2 separate regions of the Homo sapiens genome follow, and region 1 is linked to region 2. Evidence: chromatin contacts called from ENCODE Hi-C or POLR2A ChIA-PET data. All regions are on one chromosome and are shown on one strand. The core of a region is the stretch at or near the end of the contact, and the rest is flanking DNA. Distances in the headings are between cores, read along the strand shown. Region 1 overlaps CDK19 (cyclin dependent kinase 19). Region 2 has its middle 7.6 kb from the start of SLC22A16.

What was found. Hi-C counts contacts between places; a loop is a spot of excess contacts on that map. ChIA-PET counts read pairs that join two places held with the same protein, here RNA polymerase II (POLR2A). Pooled maps may share reads with other maps.
Region 1: a pooled map shows a loop between it and region 2 (3-fold over the local background). The contact joins two enhancer-like sites. A Hi-C loop is called at or near these places in 1 of 50 pooled maps. POLR2A ChIA-PET finds 5 or more read pairs at or near these places in 3 of 52 experiments (PC-3, PC-9 and Panc1).

Annotation. Positions count from the first base shown.
Region 1 is chr6:110,808,362-110,813,769 of GRCh38, reverse strand. The region is part of intron 1 of CDK19 (cyclin dependent kinase 19); the gene reads left to right. Among named protein-coding and RNA genes, the nearest start is that of CDK19, 4.4 kb to the left of the region's middle. Within about 2 kb of position 2,654, at least 3 of the 41 ENCODE cell types and tissues checked have a DNase peak (open chromatin) inside an H3K27ac peak, as active enhancers do.
Region 2 is chr6:110,481,610-110,486,784 of GRCh38, reverse strand. No RefSeq gene overlaps it. Among named protein-coding and RNA genes, the nearest start is that of SLC22A16, 7.6 kb to the right of the region's middle. Within about 2 kb of position 2,289, at least 2 of the 41 ENCODE cell types and tissues checked have a DNase peak (open chromatin) inside an H3K27ac peak, as active enhancers do.

The sequences.
Region 1 (5,408 bases), core at 1,405-3,904, 330 kb before region 2:
CTCTAGGACTAAAGTACGTTGTGTGCGTATGCACTAACTTCATAAAACAACTCTATTATAAAGTGTTTTGTCATAAGGTATCGTGAAAATTGCAAAGTGCTATCCAAGTGTAAAGGATTATTATTATTGCAGAATTTTTTTTTTCTTTTGTAACTGAACAGGCCTTAAGGTACTCAGTTGTTTCTCATAATTCCTTTAATTACCAGGTGTCCTTGAATGCTTATCATGGAATGTGAGATACTATAATTAACATATTTTGGTTTTGGAATATCCACTCCACCTGTTATACTAGTGTTCTTGTGGGAATTTTATCAGTTATATTTGGGGAAAGCACATCCAGTTTTCCGTTTGGACATTGTTAATAAATCTGAGGTGGGTTTTTCCCATACTCCTCATGCTAACTTTGTGGTATACTTTTGGTTTTAAAAAATGTATCTTAGTGTTTTTTTTGTTAAAATAGCTTTCTTTTATTAGGGAACTTTTGAGAAGTTAAAAATTCTGCTTCTGAATTGTATTTGAATAGTATGGGCTTACAACAAAAACCAGATAATTCTTGCTTCTATTCTTTTTGAATATTTTTCCCCTCTAATAAAGTACTTGATTCGAATACACTTCCTTTTTGAGTGAAATTTGTTAATTAGAATTAATAAAGCTTCTTTACTAGAGTAAGATTAGTTTGTGTGTCTTCAAAATATAATGCTTTTTTTCTAAAAAAAAAAAAAACCTCTCAGGATCTGAAAGCATTAGTTTAAATCACTGTATTACGTATAAGAAAAACCGTAATAAAGGCTTTTTTCCTGGATGAAAGATCTGGTTGAGATTTGCAACTTTACAGTAAACACCCACGTCTCTTGTGGGTTGGTAGTGGGATTAATTTTATGTTCATTGATACCAGCAATTTGAAAGAACATCTGTGTCCTTTGGGTTCATGTTAAATTTTTTTTTTTTTTTTTTTTTACTGTTTTAAACAGTGGGCAGATTTGCATAGTAAAGGATTTTACACTCCGATCATGGTAGATTACAGTTTAGCTCTTTCTAGATTTTATTTTGGTTAACTCAGAAAATGCATAATGCTATTTTAGGGAGCCAGAAATCACATAGGTTACATTAAAGATAAATGATTCTGGTATATATAATGTAGTATATAACCAAAACATTGTTCAGGTCTTTAGAAGAAACATTAGAAGAAATAAAATATCATTAGAAAAGTTTAATACTACAGTTAGCAAAATGTTATTTCCCTTGAAGTATGACTTTAGGCAATATTAATTATATCACAAATTTATAAGAGGCTGGAAATGCAAGATTTACATCTGAGTTTTTCACCTTTAATTAAAAATATTCTCTGGGTCGGGTGCGGTGGCTCACGCCTGTAATCCCAGCACTTTGGGAGGCCGAGGCGGGTGGATCACGAGGTCAGGAGATCGAGACCATCCTGGTGAACATGGTGAAACCCCGTCTCTATTAAAAATACAAAAGGAATTAGCCGGGCATGGTGGCGGGTACTTGTAGTCCCAGCTGCTCGGGAGGCTGAGGCAGGACAATGGCGTGAACCCGGGAGGTGGAGCTTGCAGTGAGCCGAGATCCCGCCACTGCACTCCAGCCAGGGCGACAGAGCGAGACTCTGTCTCAAAAAAAAAAAAAAGTTATTTGTTCACCTTTTTGTTTTGCAGGAAGAGAGGCTTTTGACCCAACTCTCCTTTTTATTTAATATTTATACTTTTGAATATTTTTTGTAGAGACCGGGTCTTGCTGTGTTGCCAGAGCTAGTCTTGAACTCCTGGGCTCAAGTGATCTTCCTGTCTCAGCCTCCCAAAATGCTGGGATTACAAGTGTGAGCCATCATGCTGGACCTCCAACTCTCTTTTACTTTAAAAAAAAAAAAAAATCCGGTTTAAAAGTTGTTCTTTTTTTGTTTTTTCGTTTTACAGACAGGGTCTTGCTGTGTTGTTCAGGTTGGTCTTGAACTCCTGGCTTCCCAAAGTGCTGGCATTACAGGCTCATGCCACCACACCCAGCCAAATGTTACTCTTGAAGAGAAACAAGTTCAGAATATTTCTGAACTTTTTAATACAAGCAAGAATTCATAAAATAAATTTTCTTCATTATTAAGAAGTCGCACATGACAATTTATGGTTACAAATTTCAAGACTGCATTTTTCCAGTTAGAAACATTTAAAAATTTGATCGATAAAGGAATATTGTTAAAAAGTTCTTTTGTTGGCCGGGCGCCGTGGCTCACACCTTTAATCCCAGCACTTTGGGAAGCCGAGGCAGGTGGATCACCTGAGACCAGGAGACCAGCCTGGCCAACAAGACGAAACCCCGTCTCTTCTAAAAATACAAAAATTAGCCGAGCGTGGTGCCTTGCATGGCTGACACAGCTTACAGAGTTTGTTTTGTCAGGGTTTCAAATGAGTGGTTGATGACTACATAACTTAATGTATGTCATGAAATTCTTCACAATGAGTACATGTAGATGCATATAGCTAATAGGTACAATAGTATTTGCCTGTGTTTGATGGGTTTTTCACAATCGGTTTGTAGTTAGATTATTGTATTTGCATTTTTGTTGGACACTTACAGAAGATTAAAGATTTGTCAGTATCATCAGAGGATTAGAACTTTCCAAAGTTTTAGATCATCTAGTTCAATTTCCTCTTTTTACAAATGAGAAACCTAGAGCTTTGAGAGGTTAACTGTCATGCTCATAGTGTCACAGCAGAGATAGCCTGTAATCCACATCTAACTCAAGAGTTCTTGCATTTTCCTTCCTAATACCATGGGAGGAAAAACAAAAAAAGGCCATCTTACCTCCAGTCTTGATAACTTACTGTATAAACCTTTTTGCATGCCAAAAGTGCATTTATACCAAAAAAAAATATGGAAAAGGGAAATTATCACATATACAGGACATTTACAAAGTGGGAGTGCAGGACTGTAGATTCTACTACATGTAGCTGCTGCTTTTCTTTTTTCTTTTCTTTTTTTTTTTTGAGATGGAGTTTGCTCTTGTTGCCCAGGCTGGAGTGCAATTGTGCGATCTCAGCTCACTGCAACCTCCGCCTCTTGGGTTCCAGCGATTGTCCTGCCTCAGCCTCCTGAGTAGCTGGGATTACAGGCATGCACCACCACGCCTGGCTGATTTTGTATTTTTAATAGAGATGGGGTTTCTCCATGTTGGTTAGGCTGGTCTCGAACTCCCAACCTCAGGTGATCCACCTGCCTCGGCCTCCCAAAGTGCTGGGATTATAGGCGTGAGCCACCTTACCTGGCCATGCTGCTGCTTTTCATCTGTTTTTTTCTTCATCCTCACTGTCAACACTTTTGGCCATTATTTCTGATTTGGATAGTAGCTGGTTGGTCTCTCACTATAGTCCAAGATCCAAATTGCTGCTAGTGTCATTTTCCTATAAAATCAATCATGTCATATCTCTTTTTGGAAAGCTATACGTTTGCTATGGCTTATACTATCAGATCCAATCTCATCTCTTTCTCTTCTCTCCTTGCATGATTCATACTTGAGACTTAGATCCAATTTTAATTCCTTAGTTTGTCATGTAAAGACATTTACATTCAGACCCTGAAGTCTGTAGTCTTTATACCTGCCACCATTTCTTTTTTCCAGTTGCATTTAAGCTATATACTTCTGTAGCATTGAACTCGTATTTTCTGGTACTTAAGTCCTTTCATGTCTCATTTTCTTTGTTCTACATTCACTTTAGAATGGTGTTGCTGTGCCATTCTTCCCTCCCCCTTTTCCCTTATCCTTACAAACCTGTAAAACTCATACTTCAATACCCAACTCAAATAGCTTTCCTCCTTGAAGCCTTCTCTTAATCACTCGGTGTACTCCTCAGCTGTGTTTCTACCCCTTTGTTCTTACATATGTAAAGTCACTGTAAGTGATACTAATATGCCTCATAAATTACTAGCTGCAAAAGGATCATCATTCTGTCCAGTGCCTTGTACAGAGTTGGTCACATAATACACAAAATTATATTCAATTAAAAATGCCTTTAATTGGTAAAGATGCTCCACTGATTTTAAAAGCAGACCAAATTCCTTTAAAAACGCAAGTTTATTTACTTTTCTTAAAAAACGAAGTTTTTAGTAATTGCTTTGAAAGCCTGAAATACAGTAATGTTATATGAAATAGGTGGTTAGATGTAAATACTTCTAATGTATTTTTTCTAAGAAATGTACTGCTTTTCCAAACAGTTGATAAATTTCTTTTTTCATTTTTTTCACTTGAGACTGTCTCACTCTATCACCAAGGCTGGAGTGCTGTCGTGCAGTCGTAGCTGACTGTAGCCTTGAACTCCTGGGCTCAAGTGATCCTCCTGCCTCAGGCTCTTGCGTAGCTAGGACCACAGATGCACGTGCTGGCTAATTTTTGTTGTTGTTTTGTAGAGACGAGGTCTCACTGTGTTCACTGTGTTGCCCAGGCTGGTCTCGAACTCCTGGGCTCCAGTGATCCTTCTGCTTCAGCCTCCCAAAGTGCTGGGATTACAGACATGAGTCACTGTGCCTGGCCCATTTCTTTTTTTTTTTTTTGAGATGGAGTCTCGCTGTCTCCCAGGCTGGAGTGCAGTGGCGCAGTCTCGGCTCACTGCAAGCTGCGCCTCCTGGGTTCATGCCATTCTCCTGCCTCAGCCTCCCGAGTAGCTGGGACTACAGGCGCCCACCACCATGCCCGGCTAATTTTTTTTTTTTTTTGTATTTTTAGTAGAGATGGGGTTTCCCCGTGTTAGCCAGGATGGTCTAAATCTCCTGACCTCATGATCCACTTGCCTCGGCCTCCCAAAGTGCCGGGATTACAAGTGTGAGCCACCACGCCTGGCCCCATTTCTTTGAACAGATATTAGATATTGCTAAGGAAAATAGGCATATTTTTGAGAAATAAATATTTTCTCTTAGGCCAGCTCTTTTAGAATTGCTAGACTAGTAATCTGTCTTCTGTGCTTTTACTAGCTATTTTATAGAGATGCTTAGAAAATACCAGTATTTAAATACATTTTAGGACAAATTTTGGTTTTATGGGTTTATGGTAAAAAATTAAGTATCTTTAACACTTAGTAAATGAAGTAGACATCTGTTTATGTTTAACTGGTTTGTCATTTTTGTAATGCAAGCCTTCAAAAACTTTTTGAGGCCTAAGGGAAATTAATGTGTTCTTTTTCAATGAAATTTGATAATCTAGAGCAGTGATCAGCAAACTTTTTCTGGCAGATACTAAATATTTTAGGCCTTTTGGGCTTTACTGTCTCTGGTGCAATTACTCAACTCTATTGTAGTGCCAAAGCATCGACAGATAATACGTAAACCAGTATGGATAAGGATGGCTGTGTTCCAGTAGACCTTTATTTATACAAATAAGCAGTTGGCTGAATTTAGTCTGCAGGCTA
Region 2 (5,175 bases), core at 1,040-3,539:
ATCCTCCCCCTCCCCCACCACACAAACTCCCCTTCCCACTTTGTTGATGATTTCTTAGCTCTGGATGCTTCCGGTCCATTTATAGCTAACCTTATAATCGGATGCATACTTGTCATTTTATAAGTAGAGCTCTTGGTCACTCTTTGCCCATCAATTAACTCAATTGTGGTGTTTGTTGTCTGTCCTCTTTCTACTTTCTGGATACCTTGTATGGACCTAGATGTGGTTCCAGGGACACTTTGAATAGAAAGGCCAGGCTGAGATGAGGGTTGGGCCTGGAGGCCCCTTGGACCACTGGACATCAGAACATTTACTCACGTGCCAGGGACTCTAAGTCACCCAACTGAACAACTACACCTTCTAGATTTAGAAGAATGCACATACATAGTTTCCTCTCAGGCCCCTGCTTTCTCCCCTCCCTTTCTTCCCACCTCCCTTCCACTTACTGGCAGAAATATATCCACCCTGTATTGTGTTAAGATGACTTTATTGCATTTCTAAAGGGCAAGTGTGTTGTTGGTAGGCTCCCTTTTAGGAAGCTGAAAGGCTTGCCTGAGTGCTGGGTGGGGTTAGAGCCAGGACCCCAGTCTTCTTCCATTCATGTGTGGAGAAACTGCTTTTAGGAAATTGCTTACAGTTTGTTTTATTATTCCCTCTGCTTGGACTATGTCCATTCATTCATTTATTCAACATATATTTATTGAGCACCTATTATATGTCAAAATGCTTGCTCTCGTGGAGCTCGTATTTGAGAGTAATGATATCAGAATGCACATATTATATATGTATTACATATATATATAATTAGGTTGAAGAAAAACAAAACAAGGTAGCATGGTAAGGGGCTAGAAAATGATGAGGACTGATATTTTAGGAGGAGCAGAGAACAATGACCTGACTGAAGTGAGGAAATGAGCCACGTGGCTCTCCAGGACCAGAAGTTTCAGGCAGAGGAATAGCACGCGAAAAATCCAGAGACTAGGGAGGTGGGTGTTTACTGTGTTTGCTGTCTTTGAGGATGAGCAAGGATGCCAGTGTGGCTGGAGTGGAGCAGGAGTTGAGAAAGAGTGGTAGGGAGGTGGGTCAAAGAAGCAGCCAGAGCTGTGGCCGGACTTTGCATTTTTTTCTGAGCATGATAGGAAGCAGCTGAGCAAGGGAGGGACTTGATCTGGATTCTATTTCCTGCTATGTGGGGTGAGGGAGGAAGCAAGGAGAGCAGCTGGGAGAGACAGAGTATAACAGAATCGGGGTCTATTATAAAGGAAGAGCAACCAGAATTTTCTAATGGAAAAGGATATGGAGTGTGAAAGCAAAAGAGGAGTAGTAAAAGACACCAAGGGTTTTGGCCTGAGCAACTCAAGGACAGGGATGTCATTTACCGAGATGGGAAGTGCTGGAGAGGAACAGGAGTGAGGGTGGCCACGGTGAAATGTGGCTTTGGGATGTGTGGTGGAGATGTGGAGAAGGTGGAGGTGTTAACAAGTCTAGAGTGCTGGGATGAGGTCATGTTGGACATGTAACTCTGGGGATTATCAATGTATGTTTTGAAAGCCATTAAGATTGTCTGTAAAGAACAAGATGGTAAGTGTTTTAGGATTGTCCCAACCACTCAACTCTGCCATTATAATATGAAAGCAGCCATAGACAATATGTGAATGAATGATCATGACCATGTTCCAATAAAACTTTATTTTAGAAAGCAGATAGTGGGTCAGATTTTGGCCCATAGGATATAGTTTGCCAAATCTTAGACGAGGTGGTATTACCTAGGTAGACTGTAAAAAGAAAAGAGAAGAACTCAGAGCCTTGGGGCACCCAACACTTAGAAATTGGGAAGAGGAGAGGGATCTAAGAGAATGAGATATAACAAGCAGCAAGGGAACAGGCAAATTAAGAGATTGGGGTGGCATGGGAGATGGAAGATGTTTCAAGAAGGACAAACCAATATTATGGTGCCAATAAACGTTGTGAAATACACTGAAATGGACAAAAAAATTGAGTGTTCTGTCTAGTATACCCTTCAGGGTTATATTTATTTTTCATTGCTTTTGAGCTATTTTACAACTTTTTAAGTTGTAGAAAACTGACAATAATGCAAATGATTCTTGTCTATGAAAACAAATTATGTCCAGTACAATGCAATTAATTGCACTGGTGGAATTGGTAGAATGCAATTGCCCTGTGAATAAACCAGTTTTGCATCTATAATCATGTGATGCTTAACCACAAGGATATGTTCTAAGAAATGCGGTATTGTTAGGCAATTTTGTCATTGTGCAAACATCATACAGTGTGCTTACACAAACCTAGATGGTATAGCCCACTACACACCAGGCTGTAGGGTAGAGCCTATTGCTTCGAGGCTACAAACCTGAACAGCATGTTACTGAACTGAATGCTGTAGGCAATTGGAACACAGTGGTGAATATTTCTGCATCTAAACATATCTAAATATTTAAAAGGCACAGTAGAAATACAGTAAAAAAGATTTGAAATGCTACATGTATGTAGTGCACTTACTATGAATGGAGCTTACAGGACTGGAAGCTGCCCTGGGGGAGCCAGTGAGTGAGAGATAGTAAATGTGAAGGCTTAGGACATTATTGTACCTGATGGTAGATTTTATAAACACTGTACACCTAGGCTACATTAAATATATTTAACGTTTTTTTCTTTCTTCAATAATAAATTAACCTTAGATTACCGTAACATTTTTATCCTATGAACTTTTAAATTTTAACAATCTTGTTGACTGTTTTCTAATAATATTTGGCTTAATACACAAACACATTGTACAGCTGTATAAAAATATTTGTTCTTTATATCCTCATTCTATAAACTTTTTTAATTTAAATTTTTTTTTTTTTACTTTTTAAACTTTTTTGTTAAAAATGAAGACAGAAACACATACATTAGCCTAGGCCACACAGGGTAAGGATTATCAATATCACTGCCTTCCACCTCTACTCCTTGTCCCACTGGAATGTCTTCAAGGGCAATAATATCCTTGGGGCTGTCGTCTCCTATGACAACAATGCCATCTTCTGGAGCACCTCCTGAAGGACTTATCTTAGGCTGTTTTACAGCTAACTTTTTTTTTTCTTTTGAGACAGAGTTTCACTTTTGTTGCCCAGGCTGGAGTGCAATGCGTGATCTTGGCTCACCGCAACCTCTGCCTCCCGGGTTCAAGCGATTCTCCTGCCTCAGCCTCCCGAGTAGCTGGGATTACAGGCACCCGCCACCACGCCTGGCTAATTTTGTATTTTTTGCAGAGACGGGGTTTCTCCATGTTGGACAGGCTGGTCTCAAACTCTCAACCTCAGGTGATCTGCCTGCCTTGGCCTCCCAAAGTGTTGGGATTACAGGCATGAGCCACCAAGCCCGGCCTACAGCTAACTTTTTTTATAAGTACGATGAGTACACTCTAAAATAATGATGAATGTACAGTATAGTAAATACGTAAACTAGTAATACAGTTGCTTATGATCATTATCAAGTCCTATGCACTGTACATAGTTGTATGTGCTATGCGTTTATACAACTGGTAGTACGGTGAATTGGTTTACACCAGCATCACCACAAATACATTGCGTAATGCATTGTGCTATGATGTTAGGACAGCTATGATGTTACAAGGCAACAGGAATTTTTCAGCTCCATTATACCCTATGGGAATACCAACATATATGGGGTCCATTGTTGACCAAAATGTTGTTTTGCAATGTGCAACTGTATTTGTAAATTTAGAATAGCATTCCTTATTGCTTTTGTATGTGAGTTTCATTAACTTCTTTAAACTGGTTGTAACATCTTACCGGTTCCCTCATTAGTGAGTAAAATAAAATCATTTACATGTATTCATTTTATATTTGTATGTGAGCCATGATTTCACTTTTTGAAATAATTATTATTTGACAATGGAGATTAAGTTAAATAAATATTAAGAATTAACAAAATTGGCAACATACAGATCATGGTGACTTTGATAAGAACGATTTTGGAGTAGGAAGGGTGAAAGACTGATTGGAGCAAATTGTGTAAAGCTATAATAAATAATAAAGACACATGGGCACAGGGGTAAATAAATAGACCAATGGAACAGAGTTAGAGATCCCAGAATAAACCCACACATAAATAGAAACTTTGTAGATGGCAGAGATGGTAATGCAGGAAAAGGATGGAGTAGTCAATAAATGGGGCTGGTACAATTTGTCATCTATATGAGAAAAAAAACAAAACTGGATCTCTACCTCAAACAAATCAGTCTGTTCCAGTGGATTTAAGATGATATGGTTTGGATCTGTGTCCTTGCCCAAATCTCACGTCGAATTGTAATCCCCAATGTTGGAGGTGAGGGCTGGTGGGAGATGACTGATCATGGAGGGGGATTTCTCATGAATAGTTTAGCACCAACATCTTGGTGCTGTTCTCCATGATAGTGAGTGAGTTAATGTGAGATCTGGGCATGCAAAAGTGTGTAGCAGCTCTTTACCTCTCTTGCTTCACTCTGGCCATGTGACGTGCCTGCTCGCCCTTTGCTCTCTGCTATGATTATAAGTTTCCTGAGGTCTCCCCAGAAGCTGAGCAGATGCCAGCACCATGCTTCCTGTACAGCCTACAGAACAGTGAGCCAATTAAAATTCTTTTCTTTGTAAATTACGCCATCTCAGGTGTTTCTTTATAGCAACGTGAAAAGGGACTAATACAGACTTTTAGAAGAAAATAGAAGGGAATATTTTTGTGGCCTCATGGTAATGAAAAAAATTTAAAATAAGACACAAAATCACAAACCTTAAAGGAAAACATTTATGAATTTGACACCATTAAAATTTTAAAAACTTTTGATTATCAAAAGACACATTAAAGAGATTGAAAACACAATTACTCATAACACTTAACTGACAAAAGATAGGTATCCAGATTCTGCAAAGAACACTTACAAATCAATATAAATAAAAATAACTTAATAGAAAAATGTGCAAAAAATATGAATAAACAATTATCAGAAGAGAAAACTCAAATGATCAATGAACATATGAAAAGATGTAAAACCTCACTACTAATTAGAGAAATGCAAATTAAAACCCCAATATAATACTATTTTACATCTCTTTAATGGACTAATCTTTAAGAGTGTGATGATCCAAGTATTGGCAAAGATGTGGGGACATTAGA